Linked DNA regions of Homo sapiens: all the other regions are linked to region 2. The links are chromatin loops, found by intact Hi-C in ENCODE. Cell type or tissue: endothelial cell of umbilical vein. All regions are shown on one strand. Links, peaks and the distances in the headings refer to the core of each region. The heading gives the core; the rest is flanking DNA. Region 1 has its middle 75 kb from the start of MIR550A2. Region 2 overlaps AVL9 (AVL9 cell migration associated). Region 3 has its middle 4.8 kb from the start of MIR550A2. Region 4 overlaps AVL9 (AVL9 cell migration associated). Region 5 has its middle 63 kb from the start of MIR550A2.

Region 1 (6,353 bases), core at 919-5,918, 71 kb after region 2:
GCAAAGAGAGATTAAATGACTTGCTCAGATCACAGAGCCACTAAATAGCAGTCAGGATTTGAACCCAGGCAACCTGGATCCAGGGTCTGTATTTTTTACAATACTGTTGTCTTTAGAAAGCCCTTGAACACTCAAATATTTTGCAAAAAGTACTTAAAAGAATATCAAATGTTAATACATTAAAATAAGAATACACTGTGTAGCTCCTACAACAAAAAGTTATCCCTACAAAAGAAAGTTATATCGATTACTGCCTACTTCTATTATAACTAAAATATGAGTTTCACAGTTTTAAAATTATACAAACAATTGATACTTGAGGGCAGGCGTGATGGCTTACACCTGTAATCCCAACACTTTGGGAGACCAAGGCAGGAGGATTGCTTGAGGCCAGGAATTCGAGACCAGCCTGGGCAACATAGAAAGATTCCATGTCTATAAAAAATTTAAAAAATTAGCTGACTGTGGTGATGAATGCCTGTAGTCCCAGCTACTCTGGAAGCTGATTCTGAGGCAGGAGGATCACCTGACCCCAGGAGTTTGAGGCTGCAGTGAGCTACGACCTACCACTGCACTCCAGACTGGGCAACAAAAAGAGACACTGCCTCAAAAAAAAAAAAAAAAAAAAAAAAGAATTGATACAGTTGATACAGACCCACTATTTCATCAAATTACTAAGCCTAAGCCTTATATCACATAAGAAGTATAACGGTCATGAAAAGTTAACTTAAATGAATGCTAGTGTTTAAATTTTGAATCAAAATAATAAGATTAAACATTTAAAGAATGCCATTATAGATTAAATTTAAAGAAGAAAACTGCATTTCCAGGAGTAATTCTGAGAATAGTTTTTGATTACCTACCTCTCCATGACTGAAAAAGAAGCACAACACTGTAACCAGGCCTCCTAATCGGCTGCCACTGGAAAAGAAGAAAACATAAATAACAAAAATCCAGGTCAATCCTAAGAAAAATGTTAAAATGGCATAACATCATAACCTCTGGTATTATAAAAGATTTTAGTCACACTAGAACTCTCCTATGCTTATTTATAAAATAGTTTATTTCCTCCAAAGTATTAGTCAAAATAATCTTTTTTCATTTTTAAAAAATCATTTGCTATCTTCAATATGTATAGACTCAGAAAAGCACGCAAACTGAAAGGGAATAAAAAATTCTTACTAGTCACATTGCTGTACATCATGCAACCTGATTTTTCTTTTTATTTTCTTTATAACCTCATATTTATTTATGTCCTTCAACATTTCTCAAACTGCTTTCCTTGGGACAGATGACATACATTAGGAAAAAGGGTGAGAAAGACGTGCAAGGAAAGGGATCCACGGTCATGAGGATGGAAAACCCCACACTGCCTACCTGCTCCTAGAAATTCACAAGGCACTTCCACACATTAAAGATTTAATTTCATATTTCCCAAATCCCATCCCCAAGCTACTTTTCTGCAGAATACACTTGAGAAATACCAGTTTATGAAGTTTTATGTTTCATTTGTTTTCAAAAACTGGAATAGAACACAAATATCAAAGTATGACAATCAGGCTTATAACTCTAGATAAGAAATTACAATGGTGCAATCTAGTAGTTCTAACAATTAACCTTCATTTGCTCAGGTAAGAGTGAAATATGTTCCCTACTGTCCCCCAGGTCTGGGTAGGGGACATAAGGCTATCTTTAGGTTTATTTCATCATGTTCTGCATCTTTACTCTTGAAGTCTTCTTACTCATTTTAGCTCATGCTGCTTTCTTATTATTCTACCCAAATATCCTTCCTTCTTTTCCTCTATCTACCTTCCTTCTATTTCTCTATCTATAAGTATACCACAGAGAGGTCAGAGAGGAAACAAAGAACCAGATGGTATAGGCATCAAAGGCCTTGTATTTACTCTTGTGATGTATGAATGAGGAAAAGAGGAAGAGATGCAATGGCCAGCAGGGATAATCCACGTAGGGAGTATCCAGGAGACAGGTAGGGCTGGGACCCCAGCACAGGTGGCCTGTTTGCCTTGGCAAAAGAGGAGGAAGACTGCATATTTAGTGGCAAGTACTTTGTGGAGTTTCCATGTTCCCCACAGAGCAGAAGACACAGCCACTCGCTGCTAGAGAGAAACGATGGCAGCATTAAACGTTTGAGGAAAGACAGAAATGTCTGAAACACCACTCACATTTCAGGAGAGTGGTAACTGGGGAAAACACAGTGCTGCTGGGATATCTTAGGGGAACAACTGAGGCTGCAGAACACAAATCTATAGGGTCACTAATCATAAGATTGTGTGATTTTTGCCTACCAATTATCAGCCTAGAAAGCACAAATGAAATATAAAGGGGCAAAGAAACTGAGGACATTGGCCAGAAAGTGTCTGAAGTGATGGATCACTGAAATGAGAGCATCAGATAGAGGAGCTTAGAAAGCAGTACAGGCTAGGAAGTGGACGCCAGGGTTCTCTCCTGAAAGGTGTACCACATCTTCAAAAGAGAAGCACACAGGCTAGGCCCAGGCTTCATCACAAGTGATTAGACATTAGAAAGGTTAAGACAGAGTTAATGGTTTAGAAAACAAATAAATACACTTTAGTGTTTTGAACTTACTCTAACAAGACAAAAAATATAGTTTATAGGGAAAAAAATGTGATTTTCTCTTGCTACCCTCTCCCAATCCTATTCACCTAAGAACATTTTAGTATGTGTCTATTCTTCCAAATCTCTCTCTCTAACCGCACAAACATATATTTTCTGTGTGATCATATTAACATCTAAAATTTGTTCCTTTTCTAATTATTCAGCATAAAGATTATTCCTAATCAATATATGTAAAGTTAAAGGGATTCTTTTTATAGATGGCAAATACTGTATAGTACAAATATATTTATTTAGCCCATTCCATATTACTGGGCATATAAATATTTTTCAATTTCTTGCTATAATAAAAAATGGTGAAAGTAAACATCCTCGTACGTGTAAATGCTGGCGCATTTGTTTCAGGAGGGATCTAACTGTGAGACACATGAGTCAAAGGATGTGAGCTGTGCCCGGAAGCACTGCAGCAGTCCACACCCTCGTCACAGAGTATGCAGGAGGTCATTTCTCCACCCCTCGTGCAGCACCTCATGTGTTTTTCAAAATTTTGTCCTTAGGCAGGTGAAAACCCTTTTCTCACTGCCTACTTGTATGCAGCATCATTTTAGTGTTTTGTTTTGACAACATGTATTTTCTCTTCCGTGAACTGCTTATTCATATTCTTGTCTATTTTTCTATTAGACTATTTCCCTACTTAAAAATTAAGGTTATCAAACCTTTGACTGTCAAATGTGAAAATAACATTTAAAAGCTGTCCAAAAAAACAACCACTTTAAGCCTTCAGAAAGATGTAACTGTGATCTGAGTCACATATGGTTACAACTTCCATTCTCAGATTATAGATTAACTTGCTTTCTTATTTTTCTTGTTCAGTACAATGACTACAGAATTAAACACTGTCAGGCACAAAAACTTCCTGCCTTTTTTTTTTCCCAGAGACCGGGTCTCACTTTGTCACCCAAGCTAGGGTAGAGTGGCACAATCATGGCTCACTGCAGCCTCGAACTCATGGGATTCAGCAATCCTCCTGCCTCAGCCTCCAGAGTAGCTGAAACTACAGGTGTGAGCCTGCCTTTGTAGTTAATAACCCCTGTTAAAGATTAACTTTCCCTGTGTTGTTTTACTTTGCTTAGATCAGACTATAGAAAACCTGTCATTATTATACCCTCTGTTTAAAAAAAAAGTTAAATGTACCCTTCCCCAAAAGAAATACCACCTATAACCAATCAAACTGCTGTGACTATGTGCCAATCCGTATGAATAATGTTGTATTCCTGCTAAAAATGTCTCTGTCTCTGCCCATATAAATGAAACCTAAATTTCCCTACTTCCAAAGGCTGACTTCATTCCTTTGGAGTTGGTGTTCCTGAGTGGTCTACCCTCACACTTTGTGCTTGAATAAACGCTATTTAGATTCTGATCCTTTTGATTATTTTAAGTTAACACATATGTGTGACAAAGTATTTTGATATAATTTGTTGTGTATTCTGTCAGAAAGAATTTTTAAACTTTTATGTATTTAAATATGTTGATATTTTCCTTTATTTCTTCTGCACTTTCTGTCTTGTCTCTGAAGGTCTTCCACACCTCAAAACTATAGTCTCCTAAAATTTCTTCTAATATTATTAACTGCATTTTCCACTTAGCTCTTCCACCCTAATTTTGAACTCTTTGAAATACCCAATTATATTAAAATCATTTATCACGTAAACATCCCTTTTACCAGTGAAATGAAATTCAGCCTTTGTCTTATATTAATTCCTTACAATGATAGACTCTGTTCTATTTCATTCAACTGACTGAATTCTTTATTTTTTTGTATCACACTATTTTTATTACTGTAGCATTATGGTAATTTTAACACATGATTTTAAAAAGCTCCCCACCCCCAACTACTCTTATTTTTAAGATTTTTTAGGTAATTCCTACCAACTTATTCTTACATATAACATCTGAACCAGTCTCCCAACCCTGCTCCCCAACCCAAGAAAAAATTGTCAGGCTTCTGATCAGAATGACATTAAATTTATATATAATTTGGGTTGGGAAGGGCTGTCATTTATATGATGGTCATTCAGTTGCACAGTATATTTCTTTCCATTTACTCAATTCTAATTGTATTCCTTTAAATAAAAATTTTTGGGGCCAGCCACGGTGGCTCATGCCTGTACTGTAATCTCAGCACTTTGGGAGGCCAAGTCGGGTGGATCACTTGAGGCCAGGAGTTCGAGACCAGCCTGCCCAACATGATGAAACACTGTCTCTACAAAAAAAAAAAAAAATTAGCCATGTGGTGGCGCATGACTGTAGTCCTAGCTACTCAGGAGGCTGAGAGTCAAGAATCGTTTGAACCAGGAAGGCGGAGGCTACAATAAGCTGAGATTGCGCCACGGCACTCCAGCCCGGGTGACAGAGTGAAACTATCTCAAAAAATAATAAATTTTTTTTTGGACAACCAATGTAAGAGTCAAGTACCAAGTTAAACTTCTAGAAATACAAAGAGAACATGATAAAATCTGATCACAGTGGAAAATTTTAATTCTTTCATAATCTGACAGGTCAAGTAAGCTAAAGGAAACATATTAGGGATCTGAAGGAGATAATCAACAAGCTCAATATTGTGACTATACAGAGATTACACATCATTTTCTTATGTCACTGGGACATCTAGTTGCAAAGGCACCTCATTCTCTGATTAGAAGCTAAAACAACCTAAAACACAAGAAAGATGAGTTTTTTAAAAAATGACACGGGGAATTTAATGTAAAATTTCCGTTTAAAAATTCTCTGGAACGAGGAATAAAAATGGAAATTTAATAACTTTAATTTTCTAAATGGCAGAGTAAAGGTAGAGAAAGAACAAAAGACTCACAAATCCAATTCCCTAACCAAATCTCAGGACGAGGTTTGCCTAAGAAGTCGCACACCCTCACTCAGCTGCCATACAACCTGGGAGGCTCTGAGGTTGGACAATTTCCTGAGGGCAGAGCCACTGTAACTACATTCCTTTTTCACCAAATTACTAAAATACAGGTTATGGTCCAACATCTTCCATGAATATGGGCTCAGCTTTGCTTAACTAACATAAGAGGCAGATTTTTTCTAGTACACTTTTGAGAACTGCAAAGCTAGAGGAGGAGAATAAAATTTGTTTATCTACAAGGAATGTTCTGAGTTAGAATCACTGTGAAATGATATGACTTGAAACAAATCTAAACTAGTGTTCTCGACGTCCACCCTCTCACCCCAATGCATACAGGCTACTAAGTAAGTCCTGTTATTTTGCTAAACAGAAAAGATGCAGCAATCAGAATACCTAAAATTTTAAAAAAAATTTTTCCCATTATAGTTGATCAGTTGACATTTCAGCATTCCCTAGTGGTTAAAAAAAAAAAAAGTCTCTCCTGCAATATTACCACCAACTGTCAGAAAATATGAAAGCTCCTATTGTGCAAATTTTAAAACATTCTAAGCTTGCTAAACATTTACCACATTTACTCATACATCTCATTCACCTAAACCTTGATTTTTCTTAGACATAAAATGAGGGGATAATAAAAAATAAAGCTAAAAAGGACCTAAAAATACTTTACAGTTCTAAAATTTAAGAATGCTATAATTCTCTTCTTTCCTACCTACTATAGTTGTATAGATTTAAATCAATTATCAAGTTTTGATAGGTTTCATTAATCATTGAGATTTTTATCTCTATTTACAAAAATGATGAACCATCCAAAGTTAAACTTTTGAAGAGAAAA
Region 2 (6,353 bases), core at 808-5,807:
CAGTGAACCTTCTAATGAATTTTGAGTTCTGATATTGTACATTGGTTTACTTTAGAAGAGTTTTTACTTATGTAAATTTTGTTCTGTTTTGGTGTTTGAATATCTAGATGGTCACTGTAATTTATACTTGCTAAAATTAATTTATATTACCATTTTCTCTAAAGTTGGCCTTAAAACGTGCTTATAAAGTGAAGGGGTCATACAGTTGGGCCTTCATTATTTTGCTGAATTATGTGATGATTTTTTTGCTTTCTACCCACAAAACATTTATTAATTCACTTCCTCCCAGAAACATGAAAGTTAGAGGTGGTAGTTCTGAGGATTGGGTGTTTTGTTTTACGTTTTTAGTTTGTTCTTTCCACATCCTTAAAAACTTGGTTTCAGACATCAAGGAGTATCACTGTGCTTTCCTCCTCTTTATAACTGTGCAGGTGGGTGTGCAGAGAAATAGCAGAGTGATGGTTCGATGATACTGAAGCAGTTTAACATGAATGTGTCTGTAGGGCAATACTTTCAAAGAAGACCTATGTGTTTATTTTTCAACCGCAGTCATGTTGCAGTCTTACAAGCACTTTTTTTTTATTCCAGAGTTTGTGCCATCTGTTTCTCTTTTTTTTTTTGGGGGGGGGGGGGGGGCGGGGTCTCACTCTATCGCCCAGGCTGGAGTGCAGTGGTGCCATCTCGGCTCACTGCAACCTCCATCTCCCGGGTTCAAGCAATTCTTGTACCTCAGCCTCCCAAGTAGCTGGGATTATGGACATGCGCCACCATGCCCAGCTAATTATTGTATTTTTAGTAGAGACGGGGTTTTGCCATGTTGGCCAGGCTGGTCTTGATCTCCTGGCCTCAAGTGATCTGCCCGCCTCAGCCTCTCAAAGTGCTGGGACTACAGGCATGAGCCACTGCGCCTGGCCTGTTTCTTTTTTAAACAGTTTTCTATTGGGTGTTTGCAGACCTACAGCTTTTCTCGTAGTCTTATTCATAAAGCTTTTCAAAGCACTTAGTCTTCTACTTCCCTAACTGAAAGTCCTCCTATAATCAATCCCTACCCCCTTCTAGAAGTATCTTAAAAGAAAAGCAAGGTGATTGTAAGTATTAAATAGAAATCTCATCTTAGTTTATATTCAGCAAAGTAAGAGGCAAGAGAAGAAAACTGCAGCCTTGACATCTGTCATCTGAGAAAGGATATCTGGTTTCATGTTAGGCACATACATGCATGTGTGTGCCATCTACTGATGATTTGTACACAGCTGGACCTCGTGTGTTTGCCATGCTCAGCTCTCATTTGCTTTTCAAGGATACCTGGGATGGCTGTTCTCAGAGAGTACTTACGGGGAACAGACTGCCTTTTAGTAACAAGGGATACTTGGGAAATACATTGTGAGTATGATCTATCCCAGATTGCTGGGGAAATAAAGGAGGGCCCTGATTATATTTGGTTTATTCCTCACTAAATGTTTAAGAAGTAAATGCTCCCAAGGCATTTGAAATGAACATAGAAACATAATCTAAATGTCTCTAAATTTTCCACTTTGTGTTTTCTAAACACAAATTGTATTACTCATTTGAGCATAACTCAAGAATTCAGCGATGATAAATTGAAGGGCTGAATGTGAGAACTCCATTAATTCCACTTCTTCCAAGAAAGTTAACCTCAGGAAATGCTGTTTGAAGAGAAGAAAGTAGTACCAAACAAAAACCTTAAACAGTACTTGAATCTTTTTTGCGCTGAGACTATAAAGAATTCATTCTAACATCTTGTTTCATAAGGGCCACATCATTCGTTGGAGCATGATAGTGTGATTTGTGTACAATTGTTACCTCTCAGCTGCTGAAGTTCACACTTCAAGGATCTAGGAGCTCTGTGAGGGGTCGTCCAGCAAGATGCTGATTTGTCTTTCAGTTGGTATGGTTTCTGTGATCGGGGTAAACTCCCGTCTCCCACTATTCAAAAGCAGCCCAACTCATGCTTTGGAATCCACTGAAATAAAAATAGTTACATGAAGTTTAACTTTGCTTTAATATCACTTGTTCCTCATTGAATATACACTTTGATCGGACTTTCTATTAACATTTCTAGCTAAGAGTTTGACTCTTAGTGGTCACTTTACTGACTTTCCAACATAAAACAAGTATCTCAGAAGATACAACTTTCATCATAGAAATGGTCAAAAGACCATAGCTATATTTCCTTCAGGTTCTGGGAGGTGGAGTTTTTCAAGGAACACTGGCTGTTGTATTGTTGGCAGGGGCCCCAAGGCAGCTCGCACAATCAAAGGCAGGAAGCCTCACCCCTGGTCCTGTGACCCCCCCCCCCCACACACACACATACTTCAGGCTTGGATTCTAGGCTCCAAGTGGCCAGCATAGAAGCAGCAGCCTCTCTCCAAACCCTGGCTCTGTGAGCCATAGGAACCAGCACTAGGTCATCTTCTGACATAGCCCTGGTGAAGGTGTGTGTGTGTTGGTGGCCACACTTGCTAAGGCTTTTGTGTCTAAGAATTGAGTATTTGTACCTAGGTGTGAGGGAACCAGGGTCAGCCAGCCTTTTTCAGATGGCGCCAGGCACACACACTACATCAATGGCTTGCTGGTGGCTTCACCACTATCCAGGTGACTTAAAAGAGTGTTTGGAAAATGTCCCTGGTATACTTCAATTCCTACTAGACATTGTAATGACAATGGTGTAGGTAAGGAAGAGAGAGTTAAAACTACCAGTTGTGGAATAGAAATAGTTGCATGTCCAAAGAAGGCTTAGAATGATTGTGCATATGCAGTTGGCTCACATAACCAGCATGAACAGTCTCTCCCCAAATCCATTAGTGATTCACTACCCCCCGCCAAGCACAGCCCTAAAACAATTCTCGTCCACTTTCCTGTTAAGAAACACAGCAGCAATATACTTTGGCAGCAAACCAGAGCATATGATGTAACTTGCTCAACCTTATCTTCCTTTCCAAATTCTATACTAAGCATCTGATGTTTTTTAGAATAATTTCCTTTGGAAAGCCAACGAGAAAACAAATTAGGAAGAGAGAGAAGTGAGAAATTGTTGCATGGCTGAGGAACAAGATGCTTAAAATCTGAATGGAAGTATTTTGAGAGCAGTATTTCATGTGCTAAGGGTTATAAGAATTCTTTTAGAAAGGGATTAGAATTTTACTCTGCTAGTTACAAGTTTTAAAGTCACGCTACGGCATTATCACCCTGGCAGGTAGGTTTTGTTATTGTTTTACATTTTGTGAAAAAAAGTTTTGTAGAAGTTACAGCTAGTGGTCTTTTCCCTCCAGAGCCAGTGATGAGTGTGGGAGCACTTCAGCTCTGTAAGGGGCCAGCGTTCTGACCTTTAACCACATGAACTAACCTGCGTCAGCAGTTGCAGAAAGTAGCCTGTTAGGACAGCAGCTGCTAAGCGTTGCCTGGTATTTTAGTGGGGAGAAGGCTGGGACTCTTCATGGCATCAACACTTGCATGCTCTGAATCTTTGATCAGAGATGAGGTGCCATTTTTGGCATTTCCACCCCGTCTCGTGGTAGCCTTTAAAAGTGGTAGAAGATGCTGCCCTAATTCCCCGAGGATGATTGTCATTCCATGCAGCATAATGTGCCGTGAGGAGTTTTCTCATTCCAGTTCTTTGGACTTCGTAACATTGGAATTGTTTTTCCATAATTTCCGGCATTCCATAAATATTTGTCAAGGACAAAGAAAAGGAATGTGGATGTTTATTCTTTTCATATGAATGACTTTGTACACATGACTTCCTGCTTTCATTATGAAGGAGGGGAAACTAGTTCCCTTGTATGGTAACTCCAAAGTTAAAAAATTGTGCATGTCTGAGGGGTTGAATATATTTTGTAAAACTCTAAATACATTTGTATTTCTGTGCTGTTCTAAAGTTTACCTTTTTACTTATATGAAAGATAACTATATATTTAAATCATGTAAGTGGAACACAGTGTAGGGGGTTTTTCCAATCTTATTTTTCATCAGGTTCTCACACCCACGTAGTATGCTGCTCAAATTTTTTCGTGTGTGCAAATGTGAACATTTGAACATTTCAGTTAGGTACTGAGCCAGAAAAGGTAATTGAAGTTTTCAGAAAGCTTCTGTGCTTAGAAAATATTTTGTTGTTTTCTTAAAATATTAGTATTTTGTAGCTGGAAGAATAAGATCAAGGCTTACATGTTTCAGGCCACTTGGTCACTGGTTCCTGAATTTAGAAAACATTGGATTAATGAGTTGGTGAAGGCATTTAGTGGTTACAAAAACAGTTTAAATATTTATGATTAAAGGCTTTTCACAAACCTTTTTAAAGAAAATTTAGCTGAGAAAACTTAAAAAGTTTTCTAAGGAAGTTTAACTGTGGCACATGTTTTGATCAGAAAGGTAGTTCTCTTTGCTCTGGTAGTTTTAAAGTTTGTACTAGTTCTTTATTTCTGTTGTTTTTTTAAATTGTTAAAATTATAAATCACGTCTAATCATACTGAATTGTAAAACTTGAATTGTATCTTTATTTTAAGCATAAATGAGAATAAAATGATCCTGTTCACCCTGCCTACAGTTGGACTTGACCTGTCCTAGAAGTACCCTGTGTGTTGTCCATGTGGTTTCTGGCCTCCTTCACAGTTAAACGGCAGCTTCATTTATTAAGAAACCACACAGAATGAACTAAAGACTCATGACTCATTTACTCTCATTTTGACATCGCTTTGACAGTGGTGCCCAGCTTTCAAGGCAGTGACCTCTGCAGGAAGAGGCCCTTAGCTTCTGTGGAATGCTAAGTGCAGAGAGCTGCAAAAAGTATCAAGCAGAGCCTGGTCACAAGATAATGTCTCATTAGGATATTGTCCCAAGCAACCCATTTTGCACCTGGACTGATAAGTGTCAAAATAGCCCTTGATATTGCCACTGAAGACTCCTGCCACATTTTCATGTATATGTTCATGTACTGGGTTCCCTTACAACTGTTCTACAAAACAGGCTTTAGGATGTGCTTCACAGAAGAAGTGACAAACTTCCTTGCCCCCTGGGAATGTGTGCTTCCTTGAGTGCTGGTGCAGGGTTAAGCTGGAGTTACCAGTGTTCTTTGATGTGGACCGTGAGAGCCCTGGAGCTGATGGGATAACTTGAGGACAGTGGAGCTTCCTCTACTCAGGGAAAGGAAGGCATCTCCTTCCCTTTCCAGATGTCCCCCTCAGACTGAGCTCTCCTGTGGGGATGTGATGGGTCCCTATCACCCACCAAGGAAGAGCTGCCTACCCTTCATTCTGATAGGACAGGAGTTGCAGTTATTGAATCTGGTAACATCTGGAAGGAGTGTGATTAGGGAGCCTGTTCTTTCCAAGGAAAGTTCTTTCCATCCTTCATGAAGGGCTTCTCTCTGCCTGAGGTAATGTACACAGGGTTGGGGAAGCCACTGCAGCAGGACTGACCTGTCCAACTTCACCATCAACAGATCCTCACATGGCACGCATAGACACTTTGTATGATCATGAAGATCAGAATGGTCGTGTTCTGTGTTCTTGATCCCATGAACCACCTGCTTTTGGAACCACTGACATCCCAACATAACATAATTAAGACTCAAATGTTTTTAAACATTTCACTGGACTGGGCTGCACTCCTGGAGCACATAGATGTAGGCTAGGCCCAGAAAAATTATGAAAGCCACTTACTGAAATGCTGATCATTGCTGAGGGCAAGTGATGGGTACATAAGGGCTTCTTAGACTATTCTGTTTGTGTATGTTGGAGAATTTCCATAACGAAGAGTTAGAAACTACTTGCTAGCCATTAAACAACGTCGTTACCCATGAAAAGGCACTAGTTCCTGTGCGGCGGACCCTGAGGGCCTGACTTAGGAACTGGCTTAACTTCGTAGCTTCTCCATGGATGCCCTGGCCTCCACAAGCCCTCTCACCAACTGAAACCTTGGCTGCTGCTGTTGCCTTCCCATCCCTCTAGTTGTTGGAGGAGCACTATTGAGAGAACCCGTAGTACACAGTAATCAAAGACCCAGCCCAACCTCTCTTCCTCCTGAAAGTCTTCCCCAGGCTACTCTGAGTCCTTTCTAATACCTGGATTCTCAGGGGCCAGTGGCTCACACCTGTAATCCTGAATATTTTGGGAGGCTGAGGCAGGAAGACTGCTTGGGCCCAGGAGTTCGAGACCAGCCTGGGCCACATAGGGATACCTCGTATCTACAAAAAATTTAAAAATTAGCTGAAGGCCAGGTGCGGTGGCTCACACCTGTAATCCCAGCACTTTGGGAAGCCAAGGTGGGTAGATCACCTGGGGTCAGGAGTTCGAGACCAGCCTGACAAACATGGAGGAACCCCGTCTCCACTAAAAATA
Region 3 (6,353 bases), core at 632-5,631, 140 kb after region 2:
TTGATTAAATAATGTTTTAAAATGAAACTCTGTTAAAATTCTTCAATGGATAAAGTATAAAATCCTTCACCAGTGCACGCCTTTCATGATCTGATCCTCGCTTATATTCCCAGCACCATTTCACATCATTTTTCTTCTCCATCATTTCCAGGAATTCTAGCCTTCTTTCAGTTCCCTCTTGCTTCAGGATATTTGAATATGTTATTCCCTATTCTTAAAATACTTATCCTCTTACTCCTCATGTTGGTAATCTTATTTTCTTATTTGTAGTATCCCTCACAGTTGTAACTGCTAACAGACCCCTTACAGCATAAACTCTATGAGGGTAAGGCCCCATGTCTAGCTGGTTCATCTCTGTGTCCCAAGTGCCAAACAGTAACTTATCACTTATTGGGAAGGTAATTAATACCATATTTAGGTGATCATTTTCACCACTCAGACAGGGTCACACCTTCTAGCTGATTGAATCATTGCAAAGTATCTCATTTTATGAGGCATTTTCTCCAATCCTTTACATTGTACACAAAAAAATATAATTGCCCCTCAAACATCCTCATCAATTCTATTTTTACTGAGGCAATCAGTAAAAAATGTAAGGAAAATAGATTTAGTTTATATTCCAAGAGTTGAATGTTGTTACAAACAAGTCTAAAAATTTATTCATAAAATATAATAAGTCATGTTGTTAAGAATTTGAAGAAATGCAGAAAAAACAACAGTGTTAGTGTTATAAAAAGAGATACATGTGGCTCTCAACAAGTCTCAAGGGACAGCACCATATTTGAATTATAAAAGTGCTGAAATGCAAACATCTTAAATGGAAGTGACCACTATGTATCCTGGAAAGCTGTTGGATGACTCCAAAAGTGGTTCTTTGACAAAGAAACCAATGTGGAAGATAAATAGGAAGAGTTTTATTAATACTATGAGCATATATAAAAAAGTAATGTTTCTAAATCAATCTATTATTGCATATCCGATTTTTAAATATGTATGCATAATTAAATTTATACATTAGCTATTACAAATAGATATTTGACTGTTTAATCTATCCTCAAAATTTATATATTGAAGCTACCCCAAAAAACATCTTTCTGTATCTTCGCATTCTGAAACAGAAGACTAACTTATAGTCAAGATTGCCTTACAATGGGATATGTTAATACTCAAATTCCAAAATTTATACTCAAATTTGTAAGTACACAGCCTTCTCAGAAAACTACTTTAAAACGTAAAATACTCATTGAGGTGAGCCAGTTCTAATTTTTTTTTAAATCAACAACAGTATTTTACAATAATTCTTAAAAGTGAATCATAATATTATTAAATGTTTATGAATGTTTACAAATGACAGCATTTTTGGAAGAAACATGCCTTCACAGCTTTGAACTTCATTAAGAGGTTCTATTCTGGTGACATTCCAGCAGGTCTTAGTTTCTAGTCCAAATAAATTCATTATTCCCATGGATGTGCGACACCAGGAGGCTATGATTACCTTTAAAAAGATAAAAACAAAGAGATAATGGAGGAAAATATATTCTCTTCATAATAATAATCTTTCCAAAATACCATTTTGTGATGGTTGCCTTAGACATTATAAATTCTGACAAATTTATTTAGATCATTTCACTTAGGAATCAGTCACTTCAAAATTACACATTATGCCTCTATATAGAAAAATATTATATATGTGATAGCCAATTCTGTAATATAAATAATAGTAAGTCAATATAAAAGTATATAATTAAAATACGGTGATTAATAGAAAAATACAAAGATTTATAGAAACATTTCATAATTCACTTCATTTAGATCCTTGAATTTATTCCTTCATAAAATATATAAAATATATTATAAAAACTGGAACAGAATGGAATAATAGCACCTGTACCCATTACAATTTTAATCAAGCAGAAGATTTAATTGACCAATTGTTTCCAAACTGCAAGCTATTTTTAAAAGTTCAAAGACAAAGAAAAAATAACAGAAAAAAATTTCCAACAGAATGTTCATGTCTCAGAGGTTTTTTAAAAATAACACTATACATTCTGGGAAACTAATGTGAAATCACTGGGGGGAGAATGTCAAAAAATAAAGAGTTGAAAAGAGAAAGTAAGCACCTCTTAGAGCTAACCATTTTTAATATTTTGGTGATTGGTGCGGTGGCTCACGCCTGTAATCCCAGCACTTTGGGAGGCCAAGGCGGGCGGGTCATGACGTCAGGAGTTCGAGACCAGCCTGGCCAACACAGTGAAACCCCATCTCTACTAAAAATACAAAAATTAGCTGGGCGTGGTGGCAGGCGCCTGTGATGCCAGCTACTCAGAAGGTTGAGGCAGGAGAATCACCTGAAATCGGAAGGCAGAGGCTGGAAATCGGAAGGCAGAGGCTGCAGTGAGCCAAGATCACAGGACTGCACTCTGGCCTGGGCCACAAGAGCGAAACTCCAACTCAAAAAAAAAAAAAAAGTTGGTGATTATCTTTCCAGTCCTCCCCCTAGGCATTTAAAACATGAAATTAGAGTTATTCAATACTACCTAATGAGATCATATTATCAACGTTAATGTAATATACATCACTAAACATCAGAAACATCTTTCCTCGTCTCAGAAGCGTAGTTTTATTAGGCAGGTTAACATAGTAGGAAAAGCATAGCTTTGATATCAGAATTGAACTCAAATTCTGACTCTGCAAGTTATAGTTTCCATGGTCTCAAGTAATCCTTCAACGGCTGTCAATCACTTCACCTCTCAAATAAGTTTAATAATAACCATTCTACAAGAGAAGTGAGATAAGCGCTCACATATACAGTCGTATATGTCCTGTATGTCCTAAGTATAGTGCTGGCATATAGTATGCAGTGAATGCTTTTACCTTTTTAAAACATTCTGTTCTAAACTTACATTTTTATTTGTAAATGAGAAATTAATCCCCTGTGAAATTAATCTCGCAGGGGGAGCGAAGCCACGGTTGCGGGGGAGCGAAGCCACGGTTGCCGGGAAGCGCGGGCCACCCCTCCCTCCCTCTCATTCTTCGTCCTCCCCTCGCGCGCCACCCGTTTTTCCTCTTTCTCCGTTAATAACGGCTGGGTGGCTGGGGGAGGAGGGAAGGTGGCTCCGGCGGAGTCTGGGCGGGCGCCTCCCACTCAGCCGCCAGTCGCCGTGGGAGCCGGAGGATGGCGGCGGTAACAGCGGCCGCCGGAGAGGAGGCGGTGGGGAGGCCCGGGGCGCCAAGCGCGACGGCAGAAAGCGGCAGCGGCCCGTCATGGCGCACCGAAACCAGCGGCAGTCGCACGGCCACCTGAGTCGCCCCTTCCTGCTGGAGCCAGCGAGGGGTGCCTGCAGCCGGGACACCTTCCTCTCCGCGTCTCCTCGTCTCCCGCGCCCGCGTCAGGCCGCCAGCCTTGCCCACCGCCCCGAGAAGAGCGCGCCGGGCGCCGACTGCCCCTCGGGGCGCCGAGCGGCGGCCCTGGACGTGCGGGGGCCTCTCTGGGCCGGCCGCGGCGCCTCGGCCCTGCCCTCTAGCTCCCGCGTTCGCTCCTACCCTCTTGGCTCTCGGGGCACAGCGCGCGGCCCGGTCCGGAGCAGGGCGGACAGGAGCGCCAGGCAGAGCGGCCTGGCCGCCGCTAACGGCGCACGCGCGCGTACTCGGCTCGGATCTACCTTCCAGTAGCAGCGGAGTGGCCAATGGGACCGGGACCAGGGCTGGGGGCCGGGGGGCCGCCGCCGCGGGGAGGTTCCCGGCTCAGGTGCCCAGCGCTCACCAGCCCAGCGCCTCGGGCGGCGCCGCGGTGGCCCCGGCAGCCCCGCGCAGCTGTTTCCTGGGGGGCGTGGCGTCGGGGGCCCGCGCGGCGCAGTCCTCCTTCAGCATCCCGAACAGCAGCAGCGGTCCGCAGGACTCGCAGGACTCGGTGCACAGCAGCCCTGAGGATGGCGGCGGCGGCGGCCAGCACCGGCCGGTGGGCGGGAGCCCCGGCGGGCCGCGCCTGGTGATCGGCTCCTTACCAGCTCACCTCTCACCGCGCATGTTTGGAGGTACGGACCCCTCTCCACGCGCCCGCGCTCGGTTCTCCCGCGGCTGCACGTGGGCCGTGGCCGCCGGCTATTTTTACCGTTCTCCTTTTCTCCTTCCGCCGGGGCGCCGGGGGCTGCTTCCCGGCCCAGCCCGCCAGGGGCTGCTTCCCGGCCCAGCCCGCGCCGGTCTCCATCCTGGGAAGAAACCCGGCACGTAACACCTGCGGTGTCGCTGCCGCGTAGACACGTGGTTTTGTTTTTAAACATCGTGAGCACCCACACCTCAGCGGGTACTCAGTAGAGATAGTCTATTTTCCAGTGAGTTGACTGGAGCAAATGTTGTTTTACAGCAAACCCACGAAATAGCCCTTGTGGTTGTGGCTTTTAGTACCAGGAAGTCAGGAGGAGACGGTTGCTAAATGTAGTTCTATCTGGGGACTCGAGTGGGGCACAATTTTTAAAAGCCAAAAGTCAGAGGGTCTCAAATGAACTCTGAGTTACCATCTTTGGACCGACTTTTAATATAAAGCTGTAATCCTTAAATCTGTGTCAGTAGTCCCACTTACTATGTCACTTTAATTGGATGAATGCGTTAATGAAAAGTTTGTTTTCAAACCTCACTAAACTGCTACTTAAGATCACAGTTAATGTGAGTCCTGCTTAATTTGGAAAGCATTTAAAAAATGGAAAAGTTTCTTAGGGAAGTAAAAATTTTGCAACTCTGCCTACAAGGTACAGTAATTGGCTAGGTTCTTTTGAAGAGCAGTGTTGACTAGAGTTAAGGAAAAGTCAGTTGTGAAAAATGGACATTTTTAATAGCAAAATGATGTGCTTTACTGTAGAAACAGGAGGAAGGGTGCATTATCCTGGGGAAAATGAATTCTTCAGTTATGTTTTATGCTGCTCTACTTTATTGCAAAACGCTAATATTAAATGAATCAAGACCACCTCCCCTTCCCGCTTTATGAAAATAAATAGAAGTATAGAAGATAAGCATTCCCATTTCATCGCATTATGTATCTGATATTAGAAGAATTCGCAACTGAGCACAGATGAGCAACGAAAACACCATCCCCTACATTTTTGTGCCTCTTTTACTTACATATTTGTAAACGTAGGAACTGTGAGTGGAGACTTAGTAAAGTGGAATACGTAGTAATTTATCTGTTGTGATGTTCTGTGCTATCAGCACACACGCCAGCATAAATTAAAAATAGGAATGTCATGTTTAGTTTTTCCCATCTTTTTAGTAACGCTTTGTACATTCAATATGGAACGACGCTTGACTTTTAATTAGCTACCTTGTTTTAAAGTAATTTTTGCTTCTTAAAAATATTCATCCCTCTTAAAATTGGGCCATTTTTAAAAGTCATTAGCTTTTGAGTAAAAGAACTCCACTGGTGTCTTTAAAGTGATTTGATCACAACTAACACAGCAGTTGAAGTTGCTGTAGTCCGCACTGAAGAATATAAAAGGCAGTTTCTGAGAATTGGTGATTACTGCGAAAATGAAGAGCAAACTGGTTTTTAATATTTATCTTTTTAAAGTGAAAATTTGCATTTAGCAGTTATCAAAAGATGAATATTTGTTTGCTAAAGAAGGGTCAATAGGAAAAGCCTTGTCAAGTTAATATTTAATATGCTGATTTTTAAAAATTCACTTTCTAAGAGCTGATCATTCCCTTTGAGAAACATTATAGTTCTATGGGTTTATTTTGTTAAGTAAATGCATTCTATTCAGAGCAAGAGACAGTTGAGCCCCATGCTATTCCTAGTAAGTAAAAATACCTAGTTGCTTAAAGTTGGAGATAAAGCATTTATCTTTTTTCTTATCTAAGTTCTAGATTTGTGCACTCATTATAGTTCTTTTAGTGCTGTTGGGGTTGGGTGACTGGGGCCTAGTAGTACAGTGACACTTTCTGAGGAACTTATAGCAGCCTTTCTCACCCGGCTTTCTGGAGACAATTGTGCCGTAGTGTGCAATGAATTTTAACTTTCAGCACCAGTGCATTTAGGACGGTTTTAGTTATGTATCATTCTTGGAACAATTGAGAAAAGTCACTGAAATAATTTCCTATGTTTGGTGATTCAGATGAGGAACCTCAGTTGAGAATTGCTGGAAAGGGATCAGAGAAATTACCTGTTCTTATTATATGACAGGATCGGATGAAAGTGCCACATCCTGAAATCTCTGTTGAGGCAGGGAGATGGAATACACTTATGTAAAAACCCATCTTAGTGGCATTGCCTTACTGAGATTTTTACCTATATTTTAGTGGATGGGTTATTAGGAAAACAATAGAAGCATGTTTCTCATCATCTTGAGATTTAGGGAGCTAGA
Region 4 (6,353 bases), core at 875-5,874, 51 kb before region 2:
GCGCAGCTGTTTCAAATCTATACTTGACAAATACAGTGATTTGTTGCCAACTTTGTAGTCGAGTGAGGAATAAATGCCAATTGCTTTGTAGTATTGACTTTTCAAGAGATATGAGAAAGAAACCATAACTGAGAAGAAAACATGTCTGATGCCCAGGGCTTTTTCGTTTTCTTTTGTTTTAAGCAGAAAACATGACAGAGCTTTGACTTTGCTGCCTAAAATATTATGACTATTAAGAAAATAAATACTTTGTGCTTCTGAGTGAAAAGAAAAAATCTCTGAGATACCGAGAAAGGAAGCAAAGAGGCAGAGCAGTTGTGAAGCACTCTCCTTCCTTCTGTAAGCCGTTGATATACGTAGGGTCCATGGATGTGGTTAATGTGTGTGCTAATAGTTTGGCAGTGTGGCTTCTATTTGCCGTATGGTTCTCTGGCAGTGGAACATAGTGCATTGTTAAAAAGTGAACAGAGGGTATTCCTGAAGTACTCAGAGTTCACACTAGGGTACTATGTTACTTTGTTTTTGTAGTTTTCTTGTTTTCTCAGTCTTTTTTTCTGAGGACAAAGTAAATGGAATCTGACTAGAGGACACCAATTTGGTTTATAAACTATGACAAAGCATGGTAATTTTTATTACTGGAGGACAAACATGTCACCCTTTCTTGCATAGTTCATTTAGCATTTAGAAAAATTGCTTTTTTATTCCTTGTGATCAGAGTCAGCTTTTACTTTTTAGAAATCAGCTATTGTCTTATTTTTCCCTCCTCTTCTCCCTTAGTAATCTTGTAAATCTAAAAATTAGAATCAAAATAGATTTGGCCACATGAATATTGGTTACATACAAAGTCATATTTGAAATTTGTGTGATTTAGTAGCAGCCTTTCTGGGGATATTTGATACATTTTTTATGCATTGCATGTATTAATGCCCTACCAGACATCTTTTTTTTTTTTAAGAGAAAAGCAAACAGAAGTTTATTAACATGATTACCTTGTGAATACATGGGAGATAACTCAGAAATGAGAAAATCTCAAGAGTAGATCTCAAAGAGGTGGCTTCAACTTCAGACTTACACACTTCATTCCCCAACACAAAGAATGAAGGGTGTAGGCCAGACAACCCTCATTCTCTGTTAAGACTACCTGGTGAAGAAGTGCAGGGTAAACAAAAGTGAGGTTTGTTATGCAGATTGAACTTGTGCTTTTTGTGTTGATAAGAGTTTCCAGTGATTTAGGCCTTTAATCCCAGCACTTAGGGAGGCCAAGGCAGGTGGATCACTTCAGGTCAGGAGTTCGAGACCAGCCTGGCCAACATGGTGAAAACCTCATCTCTACTGAAAAAAATATAAAAATTAGCCAGGTGTGGTGGCAGGCACCAGTAATCCCAGCTACTCGGGAGGCTGAGGCAGGAGAATCGCTTGAAACTGGAAGGTGGAGGTTGCAGTGAGCCGAGATCACATCAATGCACTCCAGCCTGGGCAACAGAGCCAGATCCTGTCTCAAACAAATAAATGAAAGTTTCCAGTGATTTAGTCATCCTTCTCTTCCTGGTACAGAAAGGAAGACACTCTTACAAATGTAGATATTCTTTATAAAATAAATTTCTCTTACAAAAATACAACTTTTACTGTTTTCAGAGCTTCTCCTGTGTCTGTTTCCCAAAATAATCAGTTTAAAGTAATCCTGTGCCAAAGAGGCATATTTGGAATGGCATATACTGGTGTCCTACAGACATATTTTGGGGTGTCATGTCCTGAACTCTACAGTTGGCTCCCTCCGCCTTATGGAAATGTAAATAAAATCTTTGGAGACCATTGGTTTCCACTGAGCTCCTTCATCAGCTCCAACAGACCAAACCAAGTTAGAGGTCCCTCCTGCTAAAGTTCGACGTCACCAATCTAAGTTATCTGACCTGAGAAATCAGGAGAAAGAGAAACAAAAGTCAAATCCCCAAACAGGCTAGTTTTAGCTGGCATGATAAGGGAGTCTCCTCTGCTTTAACCCTTAAAAGGAAAGTAACTTTGAAACTACTGATTTACTTTTTGTTCCTTATTTCTGCTTTCTTCAGCCTTTTACCCATCCCAAAATACTCACTACCCACATTGCAGAGATGAGCTCTCTCAACTTCTTGTTCTGAAGGTTACGTGACTGGTGAATTGTTCTTTGCTCAAATAAACTGTTAAATTTATCTTGGCAGACTCTATTTTGATCCCCAAATTTGATTTAGATTTGGGGCCATTAAATTTCACTATTTAATAATAACCCTACTGGATGAGAATAAGTGTTTCTCAATTTCTGGTGATATGGTTTGGCTGTGTCCCCACCCAGAATCTCATCTTGAATTATATTCCCCATAATCCCCACGTGTCAATGGCAGGACCAGGTAGAGGTAATTGGATCATGGGGGCAGTTTCCCCCATGCATTTCTCTTGATAGTGAATGAATCTCATGAGATCTGATGGTTTTATAAATATCTGGCATTTCCCCTGCTTGCACTCACTCCATTCCACTGCCCTGTGAAGCAGGTGCCTGCTTCTCCTTTGCCTTCCGCCATGATTATAAGTTTCCTGAGGTTTCCTCCCTAGCATTACAGAACTGTGAGTTAATTAAACCTTTCCTTTATAAATTACCCAGTCTCAGGTGTTTTTTCATAGCAGTATGAGGACTGATATATCTGGGTACTTAACATTGGTTTTCGTCTGTGGTTTTTTTACATATACTTAGGGCTGCCATGTACAGCTATATGTACTTCACGACACAATTGCAGGGAGAGCCATTCATGTAAATGACAATGTCTGTGGTTCTCCCTGGAGCTGTGCAGTGAGGCAGCCTACTACACTTATCATCACTTCTGTGGTGCTGGTTAGTTTAATTGGCATTACTATTTAAATTGTCTTGATTCAACTGAGTATTTAAGAGTCTCATGTTAACTTCCAAGAGAATTCCTCTTTAGCCTCTGTGCCATGAAATTTTGTGTCTGTGTGGATTAATTTGGATATATAGAAAGGGGACAGATATTCAGTCAGTATTTAAAACATGAAAAACATACAATTTAAGATTTAAATATACCATCAATTTGGAAATAACATTCTTTTTTTTTTCATGCTTAATCTCTGATAATTAGGGATTATCAGATAGCAACTGGGCATTCTACAATTCAGTCATATTGTGACATTACTCAGTTAACATCAAACTCTGTAAGGGCTCACTCAGTCCCACAAAACTGCCCTCACTTCAGGCACCAATCACAAGTCCTGGGTCCCCAGGCCACCCCACCTCTGTCTGACTTTGCTACCAATTCAGGGCTTCCCATAACCTTCTCTGAGGTTTGATAATTTGCCAGAATGACTCATAAAACTCAGGAAAACTCTTCGCTTGCATTCACTGGTTTATTATTAAAGGACACAATTCAGGAACAACCAGATGGAAGAGATGAATAAGGCAAGGTGTTGGTTGGTGGGTCAGGGAGTTTCCATGCCATCTTTAGCATGCTGCCCTCCCAGCACTTTGATGTGTTCAACAACCCAGGAACTCACTGAATCCCATTGTTTAGGGGTTTTTATGGAGGTTTCATTACATAGGCGTGATTGACTAAACCATTGGCCATTGGTGATAGAATTCAATCTCCAACACCGTTCCTGGGAGGTCAAGGGGTATGGCTGAAAGTTCCATCCCTTTAATCAAGGCTTGGTCTTTCCGGTGATCAGCCTCTGTCATGAAGCTATCTAGGTCCTCCTACCACTAGAGTCACCTTAGCATAAACTCAAGTATGATTGATTGGGGCTTATTATGAATAACAAAAGATGCTCCTATTACTCAGGAAATTCCAAGGATGTTAGGAGTTTTGTTCCAGGAATGAGGGACAAGGACCAAATATATGTATTTTTAATTATATCACATTTGAATATTCTGAAAAGTTTGCAGTAGTATAATGTTTTAAAAAACTAGAAAAACTCAACAATAGAGGATTGATATTAAAATAATGAAATAATATATATCCATTAGAAAGGAGTTTTTTTTTTTTTTTTTTTTTTTTTAGACAGAGTCTCTCTGTTGCCCAGGCTGGAGTGCAGTGGCGCCATCTCGGCTCACTGCAACCACCACCACCTGAGTTCAAGTGATTCTCCTGCCTCAGCCTCCTGAGTAGTTGGGACTACAGGCGCCTGCCACCACACCCAGCTAATATTTTTTGTATTGTCAGTAGAGACAGGGTTTCACCATGTTGGCCAGGATGGTCTTGATCTCCTGACCTCGTGATCTGCCTGCCTCGGTCCCCCAAAGTGCTGGAATTACAGGTGTGAGCCACTGCACCCGGCCAGAAAGGAGTTTTAATAAACAGTTTTGAACTTGATTAGCAATTTCAGCAGTTTCCAAATGGAAGTATTCGTTGGTAGAAAATCTACCAGCAGGAGAAGAGAATTATAGAAAGCTGCCAACACAGTACAGGCAGTCTGCAATTTATGAAAGAGTTGTGTTCTAAAAGTTGGCTGTTTGAAATTCTGAACACTTTCCCAAAGAAACAATGTTGTAAATACTCTGGGCCCAAGTCAGGCTAGAACAGCCTTAATTTTACCCATGGAATTCTTGGAATACATGTAGTATCCACACTTCTATTTATGACAGTTTTGAGTCAACTGCGTCTTCAGTTTCAGCTAGAACCATCTAAAACTGATCTTCCTTCAGTAGAGTTGCGAATTCGGAGAATATGTTAAGCATAGCATAGCTTCAGATATTAATTAAACTTCTGGCCAATGGCAACCTGTTAACTAAATCTTCAGAACAGAAGATAGATTTCTACACCTGCCCTTAACTCCAAGATTATAGGATGGAAATAAGATTTCCTTCAGAAGTTAAGAACTGCTTGTGATTGTCTTATTTATTTATTTATTTTTAATCCTAAAAGCAATACATATCCATTTAAAAATAATTAAAAGTAGAGGTAGTATGCTCCACTTGCTGTGAAATCATTTAGAAAATTGTTTTTGTGTACACATACAACACAGCTAGAACAAGTGTGGCTAAAAAAAGCAATGCAGTTGGTAAATAAAGATGAAGTTTGTTAGGTTGTTCATATTCTTTTAACTTTCTGTAAGTTTGAAAATTTCAAAACAAAATGGTGGCGATTTTTTTTAAAGTAACAGGAGTATTCGCTTATCTTCCATCCCCAACCTCATTCTCCTCTCCAGAGTTAAAACCTCTGCTAGCAGTGTATATAGATTTTCAAGTGTCTTTTCAAGCATGTTTTTTAAATCCATTTACAGAAAATTTTTTTTGCACAAACGGAATCACAGTATATACAGAATCATACTACAGTCACCAGTCAAGGGATTTTGTCCAAGACCCCAAGAGCAGGTTCTTGGCTCTCATGCAGGAAAGAATTCAGGGCAAGTCACAGAGTAGAGTGAAGTTAAAATGATTTACTACAGACTACTGAATTACAGAATAGGGCATCCTCAGAGAGCAAGAGGAGGGTGCACCCATTTCAATATAATGCTAATATGGGTTATTAAGAAAAGTGTACTTTGGCCAGGCGCAGTGCTCACGCCTATAATCCCAGCACTTTGGGAGGTCAAGGCGGGCGGATCACCTAAAGTCGGGAGTTTGAGACTAGCCTGACCAACATGGAGAAACCCCGTCTCTCCTAAAAATACAAAATTAGCCGGGCGTGGTGGTGCATGCCTATAGTCCCAGCTACTTGGGCAGCTGAGGCAGCAGAAACGCTTGAACCCGAGAGGCAGAGGTTGCGGTGAGCCGAGATTGTGCCATTGCACTCCAGCCTGGGCAACGAGCGAAACTCCATCTCAAAAAAAAAGAAAAGGAAAAGAAAAGTGTGCTTGTGACCAGCTTGTGACAGGCTGTTAGTGTTGTTACTTTCCTATGTTACTATTGATTTTAGCAAGAATTTATGAGTGTACTAATATTTTTAAAGCAAAACCTATTCTTAAACTAAGAATGCTTTTTGTTCTTAAAGTACTGGGACATTTCCATAAGTCCTGGGTCTTCAGTTAGTTAACATCATTAACTTGTTCTCTCAAACATAAATGCCTTGTGACCAACAGTGCCCAGTCTCCGGGAACATAACACAGCAGATTTGGCTTTATCCAGCCTTTATTCAAGATGGAGTCACTCTGGTTAGGGTGCCTCTGACACTGTTGACTGATATTCTACTTGCTTTTAAAATTTAACAGTATTTATTAGTTTTCTCTTGCTGCTGAAAAATTACCACAAATGTAGTGCCTTAAAACAACACAAATTTATTAAAGTTCTGAGGTCAGAATTCCGAAATGGGTTTCACTGGGCTAAAATCAAGGTGTTGGCTGGGCTCCATTTCTTCTGGAAGCTCCAGGAGAGACTC
Region 5 (6,353 bases), core at 518-5,517, 83 kb after region 2:
CAATCAACAACAGTCTTCAAGAAAGATTGGAATCTGCAGAGGGAAAGCTTCAGAATGAGTCCACTGGAAAAATACTTCCTAAATTGGTAAATGCTAGTAAAGCTTATGTGATAGATAATATATTTTTATTGTGCCTTTCATATATGGCAACCATAAGCTAAGTTTTTCTTTCAATATTTTATTAATTATGAATTTATTCAATCAAAAAATATTTTGGAAGGCAAGCATTCTTCTGGGTCCTTTGCAAACACTACCTTATTCCATTCTCACATAGAAGACAGAGTCTCTTAAACTCATTTAGGTGTTCTCCCCTCTACTCAATCACTTCTTTAAAAATTGTCTATAATCTTCCATTTTAGTTAACCTAATAAAACACTGCACCTCCCTTTTACAACCCTAAAAGACCTCTGTTACTTTATATTTTCTTTTACATCTAAAGGCAAACCAAAGAACTGGCAGTCACTCTAAGTTCTGCTCACATCATTTATTCAAATTATATAAGAACTCAACCTTAATAGATTCCACCCACAATTTAGAGCTTCTATACAGCTTTTTTCGGTCTTCTAGCCTTAATCATGACAGCCTAAGTTTGCCAGACATCTAAGGAAAGCACCTAACATGGAAGGTAGAGACCAAAAGATGTTTAAAAAAACAAGCTAGGCTGGGCACGGTGGCTCAGACCTGTAATCCCAGCACTTTGTGAGGCTGAGGCGAGTGGATCACCAGGTCAAGAGATTGAGACAATCCTGGCCAACATGGTGAAACCCCATCTCAACTAAAAAATACAAAAATTGGCTGGGCGTGGTGGCGCGTGCCTGTAGTCCCAGCTACTTGGGAGGCTGAGGCAAGAGAAAATTGCTTGAACCCAGGGGGCGAAGGTTGCAGTGAGCCGAGATCATGCGATTGCACTCCAGCCTGGTAACAGAGTGAGACTCCGGCTCAAAACAAACAAACAAACAAACAAAAAAACACAAGCTAGAAGATGCCAAGATTATTCTGGGAGGGTAAAAACATCATTAATACCCTTAGAGAGAAAATGTGTTGAATCCATGAAACAAAAATAAAATACTATTTTTTAGAAAGGAATGTTTATAGAACAAACAAAACTACTTGGAAATTAAAAGCATGACAATGAAAAATAAAAACTCATTAGAACAGCTGGAAAAAATAAGGCTGATAAAATGTTCTAGAATGTAAAACAAAGCCAAAGAGCTTAAAAATGGGGGGAAAAAAAGAAAATAAAATAAAATTAGAGGACTGGGAACTATGAACATCCAAACAATAAAAGTTCTGAATCAGAAAACAAAGGGAATGAAATAAGTATAGAAATAATTCAAGAAAATTCCCAGAAATCAAAGGCATGAGTTACAAGACTGAAACAACCCATCAAGTGTCTAAGAGAACACATGAAAGCAGATCTACACTGAGATGGTATTGCTCTGAAATTTCAGAACCATAGAGACAAAGAAGATATTCTACAATCTTCCAGAGAGAGGAAGGGGAAGCAAAGGTCACATACAAAGGTTTAGAAACCCAAATAACTTCGGAACATCTGAATGGCACCATCTGAAGCAACCGACAATGTTTTCAAGTCTAGAGTTCAATACTTGGCCAAACAGTGAACCAAATACGAAAGCAAATAAAGACATTTTCAAATATGCAAAGTTTCATAAATGTTTACCTCCCAGCTATCTACTCTCAAGACCTACTTACTAGAAGATGAAGTCTACCAAAGTGAGAAAATAAACCAAGAAAGAAGAACAAACAGGATAAGGGCACAGGAGATCCAACAGGGGAGAGCAGTCAAGGAAATCCCAATGAGATGCCAAGAGGACAGATGTACACAAACCATGGAAGGTAGCCAGTCCAGAACCAAGTACTTACTGACTCATGCCCAAAATCTCCACATTTTATTTGTGTGAGCCTGGATGAGCCTGGACCAGATTCTTGTCTGTATTTTATCTTGGCTCCAAATGCTTTACTGCTGGCATCAGTTAAAGACACTTATGTCACTCACAGAAGTTGTTCTGCTTTGATATGCTCCAGAGAGCCAGGGTAAACAGTGGTGAATTTAGAAAGAGGGAACAGCTCTTCCCCTCATGATATTTCTGCTGGATATTCAGTACCTGGCTACTACATTTCTGCCAGATGTCCCTACCAACTGAGTCCCACATTTATCCCAGGACTAGCTCATGACCTTGCCTACTGATGTCTTTAGGAATCAGGCTCCTGGTTGAAAATCTATATGGGATTTCTCAGGCCTGGCCATATGCAAGGCTTTGCCTGGCAGGCCTCACAGGGAAAAGAAGACCTTCACACACCAGGCTTGGTGCAGAGCCAGCGTACTGTAGTCTCTCAGGGGAGTTGCAGTCAATGACTCAGCCATTTCTGGGTGATAAAGCTCTTCTTATATTTGCCTTCCTAGCCCAGGCACCTTTATTTCCTGGTCCCATTCTCTGCTGGCAGAGAGGGGCTCCTTGAAGAGGTTGCTCCCCACTCTGACTCAGACTCTGCACTCTTTGGCTCCTGGCCCTTCTCCTTTGCCCCACCACCTCAAGAACCATAAACTGCAGGAGCCTTTTGTTCCCTTTTGATGGGGGTGAGACATCCTGATCGTCACATCTCACTTATACCATTACAGTAAATGATTAAAGGCTTAATTCTCACTTTTGCCTTGTCGCTTTAACCAGCCACTCCAATACCTGGCAGCTCAGCTCCCTCCCCTAGCTCAGCTGTGCTCCTGACAGCCTCAGAAAGTTCCCTCAGGGAACCTAAAGACCATGACTCAGAAATTCTCTTCTTCTGGGAACTTTCATCTAACAAGGGCAATAGTGTCCTCCCCTTAAGCAGCTAGGTTTGTGCCTGATACTCAGTTTTTCAAAACTAAACACACCATATTTAATATATACACATGAGTGGCATAATCATAAAGAAAAACAAGGAAAACATTGGTCCAAAAGTTAGGATGCCATTTCCTCTGAGGGTTGAGGGAAGGAAAGAGAATGCATTAAGAAGGAATTTTAAGGGTATGAAAGCTCTGATAATTTATTTATTTTTTTAATCTGTGTCATGGGTATGTAAGTATTCATTTTACTAATCTTTAAAAATGTATATAAAGATTTTACACAATTCCATAGTCGTAACATTTTACACATAAAAAAGTATTTTTTTTACTAGTTATTTATTTACTGGGTCACAGATAATACACTCATATGATAACAATGCATAAAATAAAGTAAGGAATTTCACACAGCTGTTTCTGACAAGAGCCTCAACATAAACTGAAGGGATAATTTAAAAGTTCCAGTAAAAGTATTGCATGCGGTACAATAAACCAAAGTCCAAGTAGGCAGCAGTGACTGGGCAGCTATCAGTCAATAATGAGACACTCCACAGGGGCATTGTTCTGTCTGCCCCAGGATGACTCATCAGCCACACTCACTGCCCACTGTTTTCTCCAGAAGACCTCCTCTGACGGCACTTGATCTAGATGGAATCAAAGGCTAAAGAGTCTAAAAAGCTAATGAGGTATTTTGGGGGCAACCTCGGATAGGATACTGAATGGGAAAGAACTCAAAGATTCTAACATAAGATCTAAAAATCAACTTAAGTACTTTTATAATTCTAAGACATTTCTCTTACCTTAGGGAAAGGAATTTTTGTCTATCCTTCAGCTCCAGTTTTAAGGAGAGTAGTAGGAACTCTGAAGACAGAGGCAGCAGTAATCAGGGGAGAACGCTACAAAGAAAATGAAGTTCAAAAAGACAGCACCAGAGTCCTCTCTGGCCAGTCACAGCCCTGGTCTGTGAAAACCCTGGGTGGTTTCATGCATCATTTCACCATCCTAAGATTCAAAACAAATCAAGCAATCAAAGGCAGGGCTGCTAAGTAAGCAGCTGCACAAGCAGAGCAGTGGGAGTGGTGAATGGGACCAGGGCCTCGCTGCTGGGGAGAGGAGGAAGGGGTGGGAGACTAGATGGGAATAGCAAAGGGACCCAAGGGAAGTCCAGTTAAAAAGTTTTGTTGGCCGGGCGCAGTGGCTCACGCCTGTAATCCCAACATTTTGCGAGGCCGAGGTGGGTGGATCACCTAAGGTCAAGAGTTTGAGACCAGCCTGACCAAAATGGTAAAACCCTGCCTCTACTAAAAAAAAAAAAAAAAAAAAAAAAATTAGCTGGGTGTGGTGGTGCACGCCTGTAATCCCAGATACTCAGGAGGCTGAGACAAGAGAATTGCTTGAACCCGGGAAGCGGAAAATGCAGTAAGCCATGATGGCACCATTGCACTCCAGCCTGGGCAACAGAGCGAGACTTCGTATCCAAAAAAAAAAAAAAGTTTTGTCTTAATTTTGTCATGTGAGAGGGGAGGTAAGGGATGAACACATTCTGAGGCAGATGGGAAGGAACCAGGAAAGCAAGCCTGAAGGACAGCGACGGGCAAAGAAGAACTGGCAGCCAGTAGGGATAAATCTAACACCTACAAAGGAATGAGCCTTAAACAAAGGCACTTTTTTCGATGTTTCTCTGATCCCACCAGGCCTCTGTATCCCAGTATTGTACTCCCTCTTTTATTTCAGCTAGTCAGTATTTTTGGCACCCTTTTCAAAAGAGAAAGAAAAAAACTCCTGCTCAGAAACCCTGTTATTGTTTGTACTCATCCTTACATAGCAGTAAAATTTATAATACACAAATTTATAATATATAAACTTTATATACATATGTATTTTTCCAGAGAACTGTTAAACATATACATTATTTAACAGCTTAATACACTATCCAATCTATTCTTCCTCAACAATGCACCATAACCTAGCTAACCTCGAATTCCAAAATAATACTAAAATCACACTAAAGTACAAAGAAAAGCTTTAGAATCACCTGCTTGGTATCTGCCTTAGAGTCCAACGCCAAAAGTTTTTTATATTTATCAATAAGGGAAACTTAAGCATATATGAATTTCCTCCAGAAGAAACTATGGGGAAAGTTCGAACTGCCCAACAACCAATGCTCCTTCTTACTTGCAGAACAGAGATTTCTACACATTGGGTCTTAAGAAACTGGCCTTCAGAAACTGTTAGTCTGTGGCTAAGAAATATCAGGGTATCTTATGAAATAAATAACGGTAAGTATATATCAATACAGCTTCAAAAAATAATTAACAATGAGTATTTTTAAAAAAATACTAAAATACTGAGAATTCCAGAAAAAGAATTATACCATGAGTAGGCTGTGTTTGCAAAACAGATCTCACTTCATCTTCTCAAGTTAGAGCTTGGCAGCCTGGCTCCATTCATCATTTGGCTGTTTTCTATTTTCCCTTCTTCTATTTCTGGTGAAATGGACTGGCTTACATGGCTTCTAAAAACTTACATGTATATTATTTCAAAACAAATATACTTCTGAATTTAAGATGTCACAGTCAATCTGCCCGCAAATTTCTAATCTGCTAGACAAATCTCAACTTTTATTTCTCAGTATATAATACAATTTATTTTTTCAATCCTAAAAACAACTTTAGATATCCTCCTCTTTATTTTTAACCCATATTTTAAGAAGTCTGCAGCTTTATCCCTCTCATAAAATTACAAGGGTGACTAACCATCAAGGAAGAAAATATTAAGAACTAACTAGTAATTTGAAACCTCTAAATGTACTTCAGGTCAAAAAACATACAAAAATGCAATGAAAAACACTGATAGAAAAGAAGTGATAAGAGACTCTATTCAAAATAATATACATCAGGATCAATTGTGGGAAGAACCTTCAGTTTAGGATGCCTTTGAATAGAGCTAAAGAGATGGTTCCGGGTTAAGAAAAAGCCCACAAACAGCAAAAGGAAAGCTGGAAAAATGAAAACATGTGCTGCTAGTGCAGACCACCATGGGGTCCAAGAGTTGGGTAACACAGAAGGGGCCAGCTAAAGCACAAAGCAGTCAAGTGGGCAGAGTGAAACAAGCTATAGCCACTGACACTGGAAGAACCAGAGACAGCCATCTGGAAAGACCCAAATGCTCTAAGGTAAAAGCTGCCCTCATGCCACCTTAAGCAGTAGTCTACAGACTTTTTTACACCAAAACTACAGTAAGAAGACTTTACACAACTCAGCACACATACATATGTGTGTGTGTGTGTGTGTGTGTGTATATACATACACACAGCAAATGGAAGTTTCTCTAAGTAGTATCTATCCTTACTAGTCTGGTAGATGATATTATTTACTTTGTAGTATTTTTTTTCTCATCTAAAATGAAATGGGCTCAACCCACTGAATCAATTTTAAAACTCTCAAATAAGTGATAACCTGCAATTTGACAAACACTGTGCTGAAGTAGTCACTGCTTGACTTTGGGGACT

The links. Hi-C counts contacts between places; a loop is a spot of excess contacts. Peaks named below come from ENCODE experiments on the same cell type or tissue, not always from the same donor. Only the 100,000 strongest peaks of a DNase experiment are listed, where the experiment ranks them.
Region 1: a loop joins it to region 2, with 4 times the contacts of the local background. A loop is called at or near these places in 4 of 110 quality-filtered maps.
Region 3: a loop joins it to region 2, with 11 times the contacts of the local background. A loop is called at or near these places in 3 of 110 quality-filtered maps.
Region 4: it touches region 2 in a loop (4-fold over the local background); 3 of 110 quality-filtered maps call a loop at or near these places.
Region 5: a loop joins it to region 2, with 2.6 times the contacts of the local background. A loop is called at or near these places in 6 of 110 quality-filtered maps.

The regions. Positions count from the first base shown.
Region 1 is chr7:32,655,124-32,661,476 of GRCh38, forward strand. It overlaps the pseudogene DPY19L1P1. Among named protein-coding and RNA genes, the nearest start is that of MIR550A2, 75 kb to the right of the region's middle. In endothelial cell of umbilical vein, for the core only: no CTCF peak of the experiment used is centred there; a DNase peak (open chromatin) is centred at 3,028; H3K27ac peaks cover 908 bases.
Region 2 is chr7:32,584,156-32,590,508 of GRCh38, forward strand. AVL9 (AVL9 cell migration associated) reads left to right here. Exons shown (of 16, transcript NM_015060.3): 16 at 1-4,571. It also overlaps the pseudogene DPY19L1P1. Among named protein-coding and RNA genes, the nearest start is that of AVL9, 92 kb to the left of the region's middle. In endothelial cell of umbilical vein, for the core only: no CTCF peak of the experiment used is centred there; DNase peaks (open chromatin) are centred at 2,306, 2,866, 3,486 and 4,726; H3K27ac peaks cover 4,494 bases.
Region 3 is chr7:32,724,976-32,731,328 of GRCh38, forward strand. It overlaps the pseudogene ZNRF2P1. Among named protein-coding and RNA genes, the nearest start is that of MIR550A2, 4.8 kb to the right of the region's middle. RefSeq lists an enhancer at 2,958-3,007 and silencers at 3,328-3,967, 3,988-4,037. In endothelial cell of umbilical vein, for the core only: no CTCF peak of the experiment used is centred there; DNase peaks (open chromatin) are centred at 3,246 and 3,726; H3K4me3 peaks cover 1,430 bases; H3K27ac peaks cover 823 bases.
Region 4 is chr7:32,533,449-32,539,801 of GRCh38, forward strand. The region is part of intron 1 of AVL9 (AVL9 cell migration associated); the gene reads left to right. Among named protein-coding and RNA genes, the nearest start is that of AVL9, 41 kb to the left of the region's middle. In endothelial cell of umbilical vein, for the core only: no CTCF peak of the experiment used is centred there; a DNase peak (open chromatin) is centred at 3,413; H3K27ac peaks cover 514 bases.
Region 5 is chr7:32,666,947-32,673,299 of GRCh38, forward strand. It overlaps the pseudogene DPY19L1P1. Among named protein-coding and RNA genes, the nearest start is that of MIR550A2, 63 kb to the right of the region's middle. In endothelial cell of umbilical vein, for the core only: no CTCF peak of the experiment used is centred there; a DNase peak (open chromatin) is centred at 3,395; H3K27ac peaks cover 550 bases.